Linked DNA regions of Homo sapiens: region 1 is linked to region 2. The links are chromatin loops, found by intact Hi-C in ENCODE. Cell type or tissue: endothelial cell of umbilical vein. All regions are shown on one strand.

The links. Hi-C counts contacts between places; a loop is a spot of excess contacts. Peaks named below come from ENCODE experiments on the same cell type or tissue, not always from the same donor. Only the 100,000 strongest peaks of a DNase experiment are listed, where the experiment ranks them.
Region 1: a loop joins it to region 2, with 6 times the contacts of the local background. A loop is called at or near these places in 2 of 110 quality-filtered maps.

Annotation. Positions count from the first base shown.
Region 1 is chr4:144,575,743-144,583,742 of GRCh38, forward strand. No RefSeq gene overlaps it. Among named protein-coding and RNA genes, the nearest start is that of HHIP-AS1, 66 kb to the right of the region's middle. In endothelial cell of umbilical vein, no CTCF peak of the experiment used is centred here; DNase peaks (open chromatin) are centred at 3,979, 4,099, 6,989, 7,199 and 2 weaker places; H3K27ac peaks cover 5,481 bases.
Region 2 is chr4:144,351,788-144,359,787 of GRCh38, forward strand. All of the region lies in intron 2 of LOC105377462 (a long non-coding RNA gene), which reads right to left. Among named protein-coding and RNA genes, the nearest start is that of GYPA, 220 kb to the left of the region's middle. RefSeq lists an enhancer at 3,874-5,780 and a silencer at 4,657-4,726. In endothelial cell of umbilical vein, no CTCF peak of the experiment used is centred here; a DNase peak (open chromatin) is centred at 4,754; H3K27ac peaks cover 231 bases.

The sequences.
Region 1 (8,000 bases), 220 kb after region 2:
GCAGGGAGTTTATTTAGACTGTGAGACACTTAACAGAGCTTAGCACAGTAAGCATGACTTGCCATACACGCTTCATCAGGGGATCACTGGCCAGCATGCAGTTATATTTACTAAAAAATTTATTGTAACGGGGATACATCAACCCTAGAGAGAATTTGAGAATGCTATGCTATATTTTGCAGCCAAACATGTATCATATATGCCTGAACATTTCTATATTACTTTGATAACACAGCTCTGCATGCCTATCAAATGTTTGATTAAAGCTGACTACAGTGCAAATTATCTAATGCTCTTTTTGTGAACTCTCAATAGTGTTTCATCTTAACCATATGGCTACTGATGTGGCAGTTAATGTATGGTTTCCATCAGGCTTTATAGAACTAGATATTCTGTACCTGGAATTAGGAACGTACTACATTTTCCTATAATCTGCTCTCAACAATTTTCAAGGGAAAAGAAATAATAAGGTCGTGTCGTTCATACTAAAGTTACAGCCCTGCTTAAACAAGCAAATAAACAAATAGATCTCAAATGCCCATTTCAAATACTGTGCCACATACATTTTATATTATCTTTACAAGGCTCATCTACATAAATTTAAATAATTGTTGGGCCATATTGCAACATACATTCAAATTCAATGTCAAGTAGTAAATCCATGAAATGCTAAGATGTTTAAAACATTTTTTGTAAATGATCACATCTCTGCTTAGAAGTAGAACAGCGACACTGAAAATGCTGGTGATAAGGCTTGATTTAACAAAGGGATCTGGAACAGGAGTGCAGAGACCTGGGTTCTACTTTCCTCTTTGTCACAAATTTGCTTCTTGATCCAGGGCTTTGGGTTCCTGTTCTCAGATAATTATGGGAGGGGAGAGACATGTAACGTTTTGTATTCATTAGAACTACTTATGTTGCAAGGACAGAAACTACTTAAGCTCAAAAAATATTTAAAGGACGGGGATTTTCTGACATGCAGATTGTGAGAGTCCAAAGTAAGGCAGGCTTTGGGGTGGCCTCTGCCTCCATCTAGATGACCCCATTAGAGACCAGATTCTCTCCTTCTCTCCACACTGGAGGTTGGCACCAACCTCAGCCATCCACATTCATGGTCACCAGATGCTGCTGACATCTGAGGATGCACATTCAGAGATAATGTGTTTGCCTTACATTTTAAGCAAAGTACTTGCATGTGTACTCTGATTAGACAGACAGGGACTGCTACCCCAGAAGCATCTCAGCTGTGTGAGAGAGGCATCTACCCCTAAAAATCTGCCATTTGTTAGCAAGAAATATAAAGAAATTGATTCTAAGTAGACAATCAACAAATGTCTAGTTTGTAACAAGTGGGAGGTTTTGTTTTTGTTTTTTTGGGTTTGTTCCCCCAGTTTTATTTTCTACTGTTCTAAATTCTATGGACCCCATAAGTTTTTACATTTAAACAACAAGCATTTACTTAGAATCTAAATCATGGTTTCTGCCCCACCTCCAGGCAGATTTTAGACTGGTTAAAGGAACGGTTATTTCAATAACAAAAGGAGAGTGCTATGATTTGAATGTTTGTCCCCTCCAAAACTTACCTTGAAACTTAATCCTCAATGTGATGTATTGAGAGGTGGGGCCTTTAAGAGATGGGGCCTTTAAGAGGCAGAGCCCTCATGAATGTATTAATCCATCCATAGATCAACGGCATAATGACTTAATGGGCTATCTGGAGGTGGTACTAGTAGCTGTAAGAAAAGTAAGAGAGGCCTGAGCTGGCACTCTCAGTCCCTCCCCATGTGATGCCCTGTGGCTCCTTGGGACTCTGTGGAGAGTCCTCACCAATAACAAGGCCCTCACCAGCCACCCAGTAACTTGAGAGGCTGAGATGGAAGGAGACCACCTCAGAAAAAAAAAAAGCCCTCACCTCACAAGACTATCCCTCTCAACCTTGCACTTCCCACCCTCCAGAACGGTAGGAATTAAATTTTGTTTCTTTATAAATTATCCAGCTTCAGGTATTCTGCTTTGAGCAACCAAAACTAGATTAAGACAGAAAGACTCGATGAAAATAAATAAATCAGAAACAAATAGGTGTGGGGAAGATATTGTTGATGAAATATGGGGAGAGGTATAAGTCAGTGACCTGAAAAACATGGAGAAAGAAGATAGACAACAGGCTCAGTGGGGAAAGGGGGCAGAAGACGATGTACGGAAGGGGTTGGGGTCAGATTGTGAAGTGCCTTGTGTACAAGTGTGGGGAGTTTGAAATTGATCAATGGAAATCAGGTATAAATATGTTCAGATTTGTTTGGAGAAGCGGACTCCATGGTTGTGGTTTTCAAAAGCCTGTAAGTATAACTTATGGACATTAATATAGGTGGCCTAATTACAGTAACTCTGAGCCCTCCATTACTGCAGAATCTCAGTCCTCTCTGTCTCCGACGTATGTGCATCCTTCAAAGCCTCTCTAGTGTTTTTCTGAGGTTTCAACATTGAACCTGTTGCACTGCAGATTGTCAACTGCAGTTACCAGGAGCACTGGTCATATTCTCCTTCCCAGCTCTTGCTTCTGTATGTCCTTATTCACTGTCCAAGAAGCCACTTCAGGAAACTTCATTATCAATGATGCTAGCTCACCTATCAAGAAAGGGAACTGCTGGTCTGCAGGGCTCTGGAGTGGTGCTGGGTTCCATGCAAGGGACTTAGAAGGGTTGTTGCCTTAATTCTTGTCACCAGGGCTCTAAAACCATTGTTTGTGCCCCAAAATGGACAAAGTGAGACTCATAAAAATGCTTTCTTCAATCTCTGTCTGTTTAATCATGGATGTTCAATTTTTTTTCAAGGGACATGGTAGGATCCAAACATGGTAACTTCATCTCCCTCATCTTCCTCAAAAGTCTATGCACACACAAAATTTGCTCCTTCTGCTCCAGCAACAAAGCCATATTGAGATACAAGCAGAGATAAAGGGAGAAGGAGATTGGCCCTTTACACTGCCAGGCTGGGGTCTCTGACATTTTCACATAATGATTTACCATTTATGTTCAATCCAGTGCCTGACACATCAAAGGACTTGAGTGTTGTTCATTGGATAAATGCACATGCAAACCATGTAAAGAATACACTGGTGACAGAAGAGAATAGTGATTCAGAGGCTAACTATTGTTGTCTTAGGAGCACTAAACTAAGATACCAGCAGATGAGGGTAACTTTGAGAAACATTTCTGAGATGGAATCATCGGATATTTGCAAATGGCTTCTCCTCTTACACTTTTCAAAAAGAATAACGGAGAAAAACATAGGTGCAGGCCAGGCATGGTGGCTCACGCCTGTAATCCGAGCACTTTGGGAGGCTGAGGCGGGCAGATCAGCTGAGGTCAGGAGTTCAAGACCAGCCTGACCAACATGGAGAAACCCCATCTCTACTAAAAATACAAAATTAGCTGGGCATGGAGGCGCATGCCTGTAATCCCAGCTACTCGGGAGGCTGAGGCAGGAGGATCACTTGAACCTGGGAGGCAGAGGTTGCGGTGAGCCAAGATTGCACCATTGCACTCCAGCCTGGGCAACAAGAGTGAGACTCCATCTCAAGAAAAAAAAAAAAAGAAACCAACAAATGTCCAGTACAGGTTTTCTTTTACTAATGCTGACCTTCTATTGTACAACCTTAAGTTCCTTGGTTCTCACTAAATATATGCCAAACACAGAGCTATTATCATTGATACCCTCCATCAGGACAGTTGGAGACTCAGGAGATTCTAGAAATCCTAGAAAATCTTCAGAAAAAGCAAAGGTCCAAGTACCTGAAACAGAGCCAATAAGAAGGATCAAGATTTCCTGTGTGGAGGCATTACTCATGGGAAATTTTAGGGGCTAGGTTATATAGAAGGAAGAGTTCAGGATGCAGGAAGTGAGCATGTATGAGAAGAAATATCAAGAAAAATACTAATAGCTAAGGAGGGATGCTTGGGTAGATGATCTAGCTAGGTTTAAATAATAATGACAATAAAAATAGTAAAAACAAAACAATTACTACCTCTTATTGAATTCAAATATGTGCCAGACAATATATCATCTGCTTTATATATGATACTATATTTATTTCTCATAACTAGGATGTGAGTCAGGCATTCTTATGTGTCTTAGTGATAAGAACAGAGACTGAGAAAGATGAAGAATTTTGTCCAAAGATGATTTCAAAACAAGGCTTTTTGACTTCAAAATATGATCCTCTCTGTGAAATTTTTATCTTCATGCTTCAGATGCCAAGAAAATTTAAATTGCTATTGGTGTAGAAAAACAAAACATCACTAAATGCTACTATCCCTTGTCAACCAATCAACTCAAAGTAATTTACAGGGTATAATCTTATTTGATCCTGATATATATATATATTATATTTTATATATACTTTTATATATATATTTTATATATACTTTTCTTATTTTCCATATGCTCTTCTGTCATAAAATTCTTTAAAAAAAAGAAAAAAGATTACTTGGAATATAATAAGTGCTTTCATTATACTTGTTCCCAATTCAGAAAGATAAGCCTTGCCTGCCTGTTGACCCTGAGTTTTCAAACTCAGTGGCAAAGGAGTTGATACATGAATTTAATTATGAATTATTTCCTTTTTGACAACCAAATCTTATGCAGTTTAAAAAATCCTCTATACTATTCAAATATTCCTTGGAAATATAAGAGGCTACTTAATACAGAAATTTGAAACTAAATGTTAGAGAAATGTACTAGTAGCAGTAATAGTCTTGGCAGTCAATGAGAATGAAAGAATCAAGAGTTTCTCCCTTCAGACATCAGATCTCACTTCAGATGTCAGATCTGTGTCATGACTCTGAATTGAAGAACTTGTAGATTACAATCAACAAGGTAAATGTAAGCAATGTAAACAGACACACATGATTTGATGGACTGCAAGACTGAGATCACAAATTCCTTATTAATTATATGTTGAAACTGATACGGGAGAGAGACAGGGAAACGCTGGGTAGAGAAAGGCGGGGTTCCTGCCGAGGGTTCCACCCTGGGGCTTGTGCCCACAGACCTAGGTGAGGACAGGCACTCCTGTTTCTGTGCCCAAATGTTGCATTTTCCAAGATTACCCTGGCCTACCATGCCCCCCGCATCCCGGACCTATAAAAACACTGATACCATAGCAGGCACACACAAAAGCGGCTGGACGTGGAGAGGAACACAGCCACAGAAGAATACACAGACACCGGCAGTCCATCCACTGCGCAACAACACAGACGCCCAGGGAAATTTGTCGAGGGCAGTCGGAGGAGAGCCCTGCCCCTGAGCAGCCCAACTCCAGCGGAAGACCACCTTCCCACTCCATCCCCCTTTTGGCTCCCCATCCATCTGCTGAGAGCTACTTCCACCACTCAATAAAAAACCTTGCACCCATCCTCCAAGCCCACATGTGATCCGATTTTTCCGGTACACTAAGGCAAGAACCCGGGAAACAGAAACCCCACTGTCCTTGTGATAAGACAGAAGGTCTAATTGAGCTGATTAACACAACCCGCCTGAGGATGGCCAAGCTGAAAGAGCACACTATAATACACGCCCACTGGGGCTTCAGGAGCTATAAACACTCAACCCTAGATGCTGCCGTGTTGTCAGAGCACAAGCTCCCCACGACCTGCCCGTCTGCATGCTCCCCCTAGGGGTTTGAGATGTGGGACCCTGAAGAAATGATTTACACCCCATTGTATGCCCTGTGAAGGGGATAAGGGAACTTTTCCCATTTCAAAACTAACAGTCTACTTCTGGGAGAGTAAAAAGTGAACAGTTTATTAATTTTGGGAAAAGGTACTTCATTGATCCATCTCTTTTTTTTCTCAAGCATAAATCACCTTCAGTTTTCTGAATCACCATTGCCTCCAAATTAAGATTCAAAAGCGGGTGAAGAGGCTGGAAGGTACCTAGAACCCTTGAATGTGGGCCAAAAGCCAGACACAGAGGGGTGTGAACCCAGTACATACTCAACTTCTTTACACCTAGGTGAGCTGAGACTCTGGAAATGTGGCAGAACACTGGAGCATGTGACTTTGGATCAAATAAGTTCTCAGAAATTTATTTGGATTTGCAATCATTACAGAAAGAGGAATTTCTAAGGACTTGGGGACCCACTTGAACAGGGTGAGCCCTTACAGAATTGTGTAAAACTAAATTTTCATCAGTGTTCTCTGGGGGACTCTCAGAAAGACTGCAATCCTCTGGATGCCTGCATTTTCTTCCATGCATTTCAAGACACCTGGAATAGATATTCTTTAAAAAGGAAAAAAAAGGGTCAAGGTTGAAACAAAGCCCTTAAAGCATCTGTGCACCCCTGGAATTCCCAAGGATTCAGAATGATCCTGTTGTGATCTGGAGACTCCATAAGTGTCGTTAAGCTGGGCAATTTGGACCCACTACAAAGAAAACTCAGTGGTCCAGTCCTCAGACTCTCAGACTTTGGGGTGGGCCCACTGATTACCTCCCAATCAAAATGTCCATTCTGTATTCCTGGATGCCATTTTCATGCCTCACCTTAATGTACAATGAAAGGCATTTAGTTATGGCTCCATTCCAAGGAAGAGGCCTTATTAACTTGCTGCCCAAGTCCAAGTTAGAAATGCACATATATATTCCCAAATGGGAATACCTGTGTAACTTTGAATCAAAGAGCAAATTTCACGGTAGCAAAGCCGAGGGCCGACTTTTAGCTTCATCTTCTAGAAAACTATCCAGCCATGTACATCAGCTAGAGTTTTAAAGCCAAACAAATACTGAAGGAAAAACGAAGAATTTTAAAGGAGAATGAAACAACCACAACAGGACAAATAATCCTGAATCACAAATGAGAACACTCCCATTGGCAGAGACACAAAGGTAATATTTTCACTAGAATGAATAGTCCTAGAAAAATTTATTCTCCAATATCAGACACAACCAGGCCTTTTCCTTCCATATGAGACATGAATGTCTCCTTTTTCCACTTCATCGTTTTCAGTTATCCAAACAAAATTTTAGCAGCAGAAAAAATAATGAATTTAGTCTGTTTAGGTCCAGTATTTCCTCGTTAATGTATTAACTCCCTGGCAGTAGTCAAACCATGCACTCTTCCTCCGGAATATTTCTTTCTCTTTTATCACCTTTAGAATTTCAGTGTCACTGAATAACTTCTATTTAATTTTGTCCCAGTGCAAGAAGCAGACACCTTAAGAGCACGTTAATTTCATCGTGACTGAAACTTTGGGAGACCTTGTATACCACAGAGGCAGACTGCTGTTTAAAACTTTCTTTTTTTTAATGTGTGTCAGAGCACTTTAACTTCAACCACTCTGCTAAGAGGCTGTTGTTTTAGTTCAAAGTGTACACAAAGGAGAGGATCACCACGTATGAACTAATATTTGCTTAACTGTCTTCATTTCCTCATTGCCCTGCAATTCAAGTGCTCTGTATTCCTTTTTTCAGCAGTCATAGCATTAAGTGAAGAAAAATTGTGTTGCTCGTAAGCCCAGCATATGCCAAAGAGTCTAGTATTTGCTCTAGTGTTTCTCACAACCATGTGTTAAATGATACTTTACTTTCATAGCTAAGTGAGGCAATGTGGGGTGAGATTAAAGGAGCAAGCCTGCACAATGTGCACATGTACCCTAAAACTTAAAGTATAAAAAAAAAAAAAAAAAAAAGGAGCAAGCGGCAAAGGATAGAGTGTGGCCTGGAAGGTTAGCTCAGGTAAGGTCTCTCCCACCGAGTTGCTACTCCATATTCCAGAAGCTAGAGTGTCCATTTCTCCTCCCTTAGGTAATTATTTTGAAAATTAATGACTGCCACCCTGAGTGGTAAGATTAAAGTAACTTAAATAGAAAACCAATACCAACAAAAGAAAGAGACAGAGATAGAGACAGAGAGGGTGGGAAAGAGAGAAGTGGGGAGAAGAATAAAAGGAGGGAAAGGGAGGGGAGGTGAAAGAAAAGATAGAAAAATTGTCCCTTTCAGAAGAA
Region 2 (8,000 bases):
TGTTTTTTTTGACTACCATCAAGATCATCCCACCAAAAAACTGTTTCCTCTTTGGCGTCATCATGCTTGCCCAACTTTTAATACCTTTCATTTGAATTGTGGCTTTGAATAAAGTATCTACTGTGTCATGTCATCTTAATCTTTGACAAAGAATAAAAACCCACAATTATTAATGCTGTAACTTTAACGCAGGCTTCTAATTTTGGTACCTGGTGGTAGCATTTTTTTTGTTTAGAAAAATATTTTTTCTTTTGTAGAAAAGAATAAAAACTGTAAAAGGTATTGAGTTAACATTTCTTAATATATAAAAAACAGTCCCATTTTAACATTCCTCCTCTACCCTTTATTGCTAGCCTTGGAAAGCAAGGTGGGGAGGGGCATATTCAGGTCTTAACCTCCCTAGCATTTGAGGGCAATTAACAGGTGGATAAGAAATTTATTTTTCTTAGTACAGTTATATGTCTGGAATTTATTTAGTGGTTTTAAGTGAGACTAGAAAACAGGATTGCAAATAGGGTGGGAAAAATAAGCCAGAAAAACCAAGATAATTTCCAGTTGAATTATGACCTCAACTGGGTTCTGGAGAATGGAATTTTCATAATTCACAATCTTATATTGGCTACTTCTGGAGACATGGGGCTGAGGGCAATATCCTTTGTAGAATCCCTGTTCTATTTCCTGCGCTGTTTGTCTGTAGCCTGTATTCCTGCTTCACTAATTGATTGTTTTTTATATGCTAGCTTCCTAAAAGGAATTAAGGTGGCTTCCATTACTAAGGAAAGAAATACTTGTACCATGACACTAGCCTAAGAATAATTAAGGCAGTTAAGCAGAAATGTAAATTTTCACCTTCCCAGCTGTCACTGAAAACATGTTTACCCATGTAGTGAAAATAACTAAGAGTAAAAATTTAAACAAACTCTGGAAGAGCAATTGCTAAAAGAAAACAGAGTCAGACCATAGAAAGTCTGATGCAAACAAGAGGAACAGTGACAATACATAGTTGCTACTCCAAACCAACAGAGGAAAGAATTATGCTACAAGAAAAAAGAAAGGATTCCAATAAGAGATAAGTTAACACAACTGGAAATGAATGCTCTCTATGAATAAGCCCTCCCTGAAAATGTTTCTGGATGCAATATTCATTCCTGGCACAGGAAGTAACCAAATGTCACCCAAATGATCTGGAAATTAATGTCACCTCCTAGTATATTCTTTATTTTCAAGGAAACAATATACCCTCAGATTTATTCTGCCTAGAAAATCCACTTCAGAAAATGAGACAAGGGAGTAAAAGGTAAATATGCACAAGCAGCTTCACTGCCTAGGTCTGACTGAGTCAGGGTGGATTGCAGATAGAAAGAGCAAGAAGTGCCACTTTGCACATTTTCTGTCTTTTCTGTCTGCTTGATGCTGCTGCCAGTTAATGTTAGAGGAGCAGGACTCCCGTTTGGAGCTGCTTCCCTTGGACTTTGGTGGGTCCACCCCTCACAAGCACAGCTGGCAGGCACTGTTTGGCATTGGTCTTCATAGAGCAGCCCATCAAACCTGTTTGCAAATTCCACCAGGGGACAGAGTGGCTTTTCAAACTGTCAACTCCCTTGGCTTTGAGCTCTAACACTCCGTCTGCAACATCATTCTCTGCTAAGTGGAAGACATGCAGACAGGATGACATGTCCCAACACAGGTCTGGTGTCCCAGAACTGCTCTGATGGCATGCTATTTCCGCACAATGAGAACACATGGGCCTTTGTGCAGTGTGCATCTGGAAAACTTCCCAGAGCATGCATCTGCCCTCTGATTTACACCTTGCAGAATAAGGCTGACCGGTGGGAAAGCGACCGAATCTATAAGCAGTGGGTGGGCTGTGTTCCCTCCCCCTACCCCTACCTCCTTCTTATTCTGAGAAACAATCGTGGGTGTTCCTATCTCCCCAAAACTCCCTGCCCTGAAAAAGAAAGGGAAAAAGCTGCTTCCTGGCTGAATAAAGCTGAAACACCTGTGTGCCAGAAATACACAGATGTAGACGGGCACAGCATTGGTGCAGATCCATCTGCCCAGCGTGCTTCACTTGGTGGTTAGAGTGGTATCCAATTAGGATGGGAAACCCACACCAGAAGAAAGATTCCTTTGGTCCTCATTATCCTCATTCCCTTACAATTCTTCTCACATTTCTCTCTCTCACTAATGCTTTACCCGAGGATGAATATACAATGCCAAAAACAACCCTTGCTTAAAAAGCCCTGAAAGGCAATTCTATTTCAGGTGGTATCTTCCCTTCATCATTATTCATCCTGCCTTTTTACTTTGGGCTAGAAGGACAAATGGAAAGAAAAACAATACAATAGTCAGTGCAAACTGAACCTTTGTCAGAAAATGTGTGTCTTTTATGTTACAGCTGTGAACTGCTCATGTGAAATGTGTGCTGAGTGTCATTCATTCCAAAAATATTTATTAAATACTAACATGCCTGGTTTTGTGTTAAGTCCTGGAGGTATGGCACCTGGCAAAATGGCCTCACCAGAACTCACTGATGAATGCAGTAAAAAATACCTGCATCGTGTATTGCAAAAACAATGTAACATTTAATATCATTGCCGTTTTTATTCTCCTGCTTTTATCTATAGCATTATTTATTTTTCTCTCATATAGGGCAATTTCCACAGAGAACATATTGAGTCTAAATTGCTCAGTACAGTGTCTATCATGGTGCAGGCAACAAGCAGCTGGTCTGGGAGAATAAGATATTCAGAGTTGGATGCTTTCATAGCCGTTTAAGCTGTGGGTATTACCCAAATGAACTTTCTATACAGCTTTGGAAAATGGACTGGAGTATGGAAGTATCTGGGTGTGGGGAAGAGACAGAAGTTATTCATCAGGATCTCAAATAGATCGATTTTTGGACAACAATTGTCTGTTAGGGTTTTTTTTTTATCCTTTTAATTTTGAGATAATATTAGGCTCATAGGAGTGTTGCTAGATAGTACAGAGAGTTCCTGTAGGCCTTTCACTCTGCTTCTCCTAATATTAACATCATATATAACCACGGTACATTGATCTAAACTAAGAAATTAACATTGATACAATACTATTAACTAAATGACACACTGTATTAAAATTTCAGTAGTTTTTCCACTAATGTCCTCTTTCCATCCTAAGATCTAATCCAGGAGGTCACATGGAATTTAGGTTTTGCTTGGTGTTAATTGAGCTATTTCTCTACTCTCGATGTCCTATTGATATGATATCACCATTTTTGAAAAGAAGTTCTCACCTTCGAATCTGTAAAATGCTAGAAAGGAGATAGGAAAGAAGGTAAAGTGGGAAACAATGGGAAAATTTTCTTTTATTTTTTAATTTTCAATCTACCTGCAGGGAGAACAGCATGACTTAGGAACATGGTTTTTCTGACCCTCCCTATCTTTTTAGCCCTGAGAAAATAAAAGATCAAGTACTCTCTTTAGAAGATAACCTTGTAAATCTCTAACGGCTCAACAGCCATTTAGTCTGATGCAGCCCTGGATTGCTATTTCCATTTCACAGATGGGGAAAATGAAGCCCTGCCCTGCTGAATGATTGTTTAGGATCACAAAGCCCTGACTTACCTATAATAAAACTAAGACTAAGACTTACAAGGGGAATGGGGGAATCCAGCTCAGCCCTGAAGTCTCTCTCAGTGGTTAACCCTTATTATAAGAAATGGCATTTATTTGTCAGGATATAAGAACAATGTTTTTACAAGGAAAAGTTTGGAGCAATAACCGAAAATAAAGTCCCTTAGTACATCTGGGGGAATGGGGAAGCATTCTATATTACTCTAGCAATGAACTCTGGCTACTGCTGAGCTAAACTCTAAGTTGCAATTAGTTTAAGCTGCAAACATCAAGCACCAAAGGAATGCTGGGCTTTCATAGGTGCAATGTTTTCAAGCCAGTGACTTTATACTATGGAGGCATATTCTGAAAAGGCTGGCAGCATTCTAGACCCAGGAACCTGAGCTACAGACATCAAAGGGATTCACTTCTTAATTCTGGACATTTGTAAAGTCCACCAGAAGCAAACATGCTGGAACTTCAACAGCAGGTATTACACTGACTGTAAAAATCATCCATCTTAGTCAAAATTACAAACAGGTCTCCTTGTCTCCCTCCTCCCCACTCCATCCATCCCTTTCCCTCACGGTAAAAGAATCAACATGAAGCAAAATGTGTTCATTCCTCTGTACCAGTAACGATGCTGCCAGGGAGGGGGACTACTCCCTGGATCAAAGAGGCCTCTCTCACAGGGCAGTGTGTGGTGAAGGAACATTACTCCACAGCCCCTCTCATTCCCTTTCCCTCTCTCTTGCTTTTTCTTTCTTTCAACATTAGGCATTCTTTTATAGTTTCAAATTAACATTAAAGTACAATAACAGTGATTCATGGCTGTGATAAACAAAAAAATAGGGATACCTTCACAATAAAACTCTGTAAAATGCACAAACTGACACGTTTTAAATGACTCTTTAGTAACAGGGGAGAAAAAAAGCATATGAGGTAAATCCTTCACTGAGTAACTCACCAGGGAGACTGGTAAAAATAAATTGCACAGCTCTAATTTTCCTAGCAGCTTCCATGCTATTCTTTGAAACTGAGTACGAACCCCTTGGCCTAATCCCAAGAGCCGATCTATAGTAAATAGTGCACACTTAAGCCTAAGTTCCTTTTTAGCACCATTCAGACAGTGACTTCAGCCGCAGAGCTTAGTCATAGCAGACATTTTTGTGGTGAAAGCATTAAACCCACATGCAGCTCTCTTTCTGTGGCCACTGGGGGTCATGCTCCCTTCCCATTAGCTGAATAAATCATAAAGTCGGCTCAGACCACCCAAGGAGTGCGACCAGCAAGCCACAGGCGATGCCTACAGCCGGTTATTTCTTTTCAGAATCTACAGGGGGAAAAAAGCAGAAAAAGAAAAACAAGAAAAAAAAATACACTGCAAAACAGACTGCCTGTAGGAAATCATTTGAGTTTTTAAAAATGTGATCTCTTTGAGAGTAACCCAGTGTTTTCTTGTTTACTTATTTATTTTTTAGTTAAAATCAGGGAGCCTGATTTAAGAAGAAAAGTAGCCATTGAAAAAATAAAGTCACATGCATGCCTTTTGTCATATGCTGGAGTTTGCTGACCAAAAAAAGAAAAAAAAAATCTTCTCTGTGGATTTTAAATTAAGGAAGGCCACCCTGTGTGGCCAGGCTCTTCAGGTGGTTCCGATAAGACACAATGCAGATGCAACTGGGGGGCCCTGCATCCGGCTAGCTTACGTAGCCAAACGGGATTTAACGAGGAAGCAAACGTGTTGTCTAATGTTCCCTGTGTCAAATGATTCACTCCGCCCAGGAAAGGGATGGGGTCCTGGAGGAAGATCTGCAAGTCACAAGTTCCCATCAATCAGTAAATAAGATAAGAAATAGGAATTTTAAACATAACTATTAGCAGGCAACTGCTATCACATCCACACACTGCAGCTCATTATGTTAAATAGTCTCTTCGGGGAGTGTAGTGCGGGGGAGAGGAGCAGAAGGGGGCAGAGTGGTGAGAAAGAAGAATTTTTTTTTACATGCATTTTTAAAAACTGTGCTTTATTTTAGATAAGTCTGTAGATGTGCTGTAATTTTAAATAACTGTAGAAGTCTAACAGGCAACTAAAATTGTGACACCCCCTCACAACCCCATAACTATTACCCTACCTCCAAGTAAAGTCTAGCCAGAAAGAAAGTATATTTGAGGTGGGTTCCAGTGATTTCCTCAGGACTCTGGGACAGGTAGCTGTTAGGATCTTGAAGGAATTTGAAGCTGAGTGGTGATCCCTTTTGTGTCCATGAACAGTCTCCCTAGTGTGTATTTGATAAACTTCAGTATGTGATCTTGTAAACTGGTTATTTAGGAAGCACTCAAATTAACACACTATATTTACCCTTTGTTTAACTTCAGAACAATGTAGGCAATTTCTTTACCAGTGTCCACACAAAGCTCTGCCTAAAATCTTTAAAGCCCTCATCTGCAGTGACCCCCTTGCTGCTCAAGAAAGGACAGCCCCTCGGTCTACACTGGGGCATATTACATGGTGATTTTGAGACTCTTGCCCACCAGGGAGGAGGGCCGGTTCACTTATATCAGTTACATTTGTGACTTAATATGGTGAGTTGTAAGGTCACCCTCAATCAAAGCCATCTTGTATTGAAGCAATTTTAACTGTCAACAGCCTATGTCTTAAAAATCTCACGAGAAGACAAGTGAATCCACCTGTTGATAACCTACAGCCCATTATGAATTTGCTAATTAAAATTTCCATTTGCTAGATTACACAACTTTAACTGTGTAATAAAAAGCTGCTTCCAAGGTAAACCAAAAGCATTGTAAACAAAACCCCTCAACCACGAGGTTTCACTCATCCTTGTGATGACTTTCATTTCTGTTTTATTCATGAATATATTTTCCACATCATTGAGAGCATAAAGCATTCTTAAGTAGATGCTTTGAACCATCCTTCCTGAGTCAGAGTGCTTGGAAGAATTAGACCAACTGCTGCATCGTGTCTAGCTGCTTATCTGTGATCCACCCCACTTCTGGAAATAGGGACATGTCCCCTATGGACACAACATAGATAAAATGGCCTGTGCCTGCATTTATGGGGTCTGTGTTGCAGAAGAAAGTAAACAATTCCAAAGAAAATAGTCCAGAAGAAATAGAAATGCTACTAAAAACAGATGAGATTTAAGAAATAAATGCCTTTCTTTATGAATAAGCATCAGTAGCTTGTGAGGTTAGCTCTTAGGCTGTGTGATTTGCAACTTTCCTTTGGTCAGCCTCTGCCAGAATTGATTTTCTTTAGTGTTGTTGAAAGTGTGTGTGCACATACTAAGGGACATGAGTATAAACTATACCATTTGGATGCACACAGATTGGGAATTTTTACTCTTATAGGAAATAAGGTAAAAAAAAAGAAGTCAGATGTTGGAACTTTGAGTTACGAAGATTAAGATAGTAGGATTGAAAGGGATTACTTTACTTTGTAAACAATACTGTTTTAAAAACAACTTACTCCAGCTCAACCTGACTACATTTCCCAAGATAGGATGAGGGGAGCATTACTCTCTCTCTGTTCTCCAATTAGATTCCATTCTCTTCAGTGCTCTCTGCCCAGGTGTCTCCTTCCATTTTTCCTTTGCCATCTCGCTGAAGTTTATCTGTCCTCTCTCAGCAGGGTTGAACTCTGTCTTGAGATAAGCAGCTACTCTAATATTAGTTATAGACGACATGAAGACTCTAGGTTCACCATAAAATCATTCTTTCCTAGACTAAAGCCTAAAATTAATGAGCATTATACATTCTTTTTTTTGAGATGGAGTCTCACTCTGTTGCCCAGGCTGGAGTTCAGTGGCGCGATCTTGACTCATTGCGACCTCTGCCTCCCAGGTTCAGGGTTCAAGTGATTCTCCTGCCTCAGCCTCTGGAGTAGCTGGGATTACAGGCACAGACCACCACGCCTGGCTAATTTTTGTATTTTTAGTAGAGACGGGGTTTCGCCACATTGTCTAGGGTGGTCTAGAACTCCTGACCTCAAGTGATCCACCCCTCTTGGCCTCCCAAAGTGCTGGGATTACATGTGTGAGCCACCGCGCCTTGCCAGCCATACTTTCTTAACTTGAATTACTATCCCTCATCCCATCACTCCCCAAAGCATTTATCAGGTAACTGTTTTTGGTCCACACATAATTTCTCCTTATATTGAGAACCTACTAGGTGCCTGGTACTGTCAGAGGTAGCAGGCATAATATTTAAAACAAAACAAAACAAAACAAAAAAGCAGCGACCTTTGAAGTTTTGAATCCCAGTTCAACACCTACCAGCTGTGTAACCTTGGATGAGATTCTTAACCTTTTAGTGACTCAGTTGTCTTATCTATAAATGAGTAATAATGGTACCTCAATATATATTAGCTATTACTATGTATTAGAG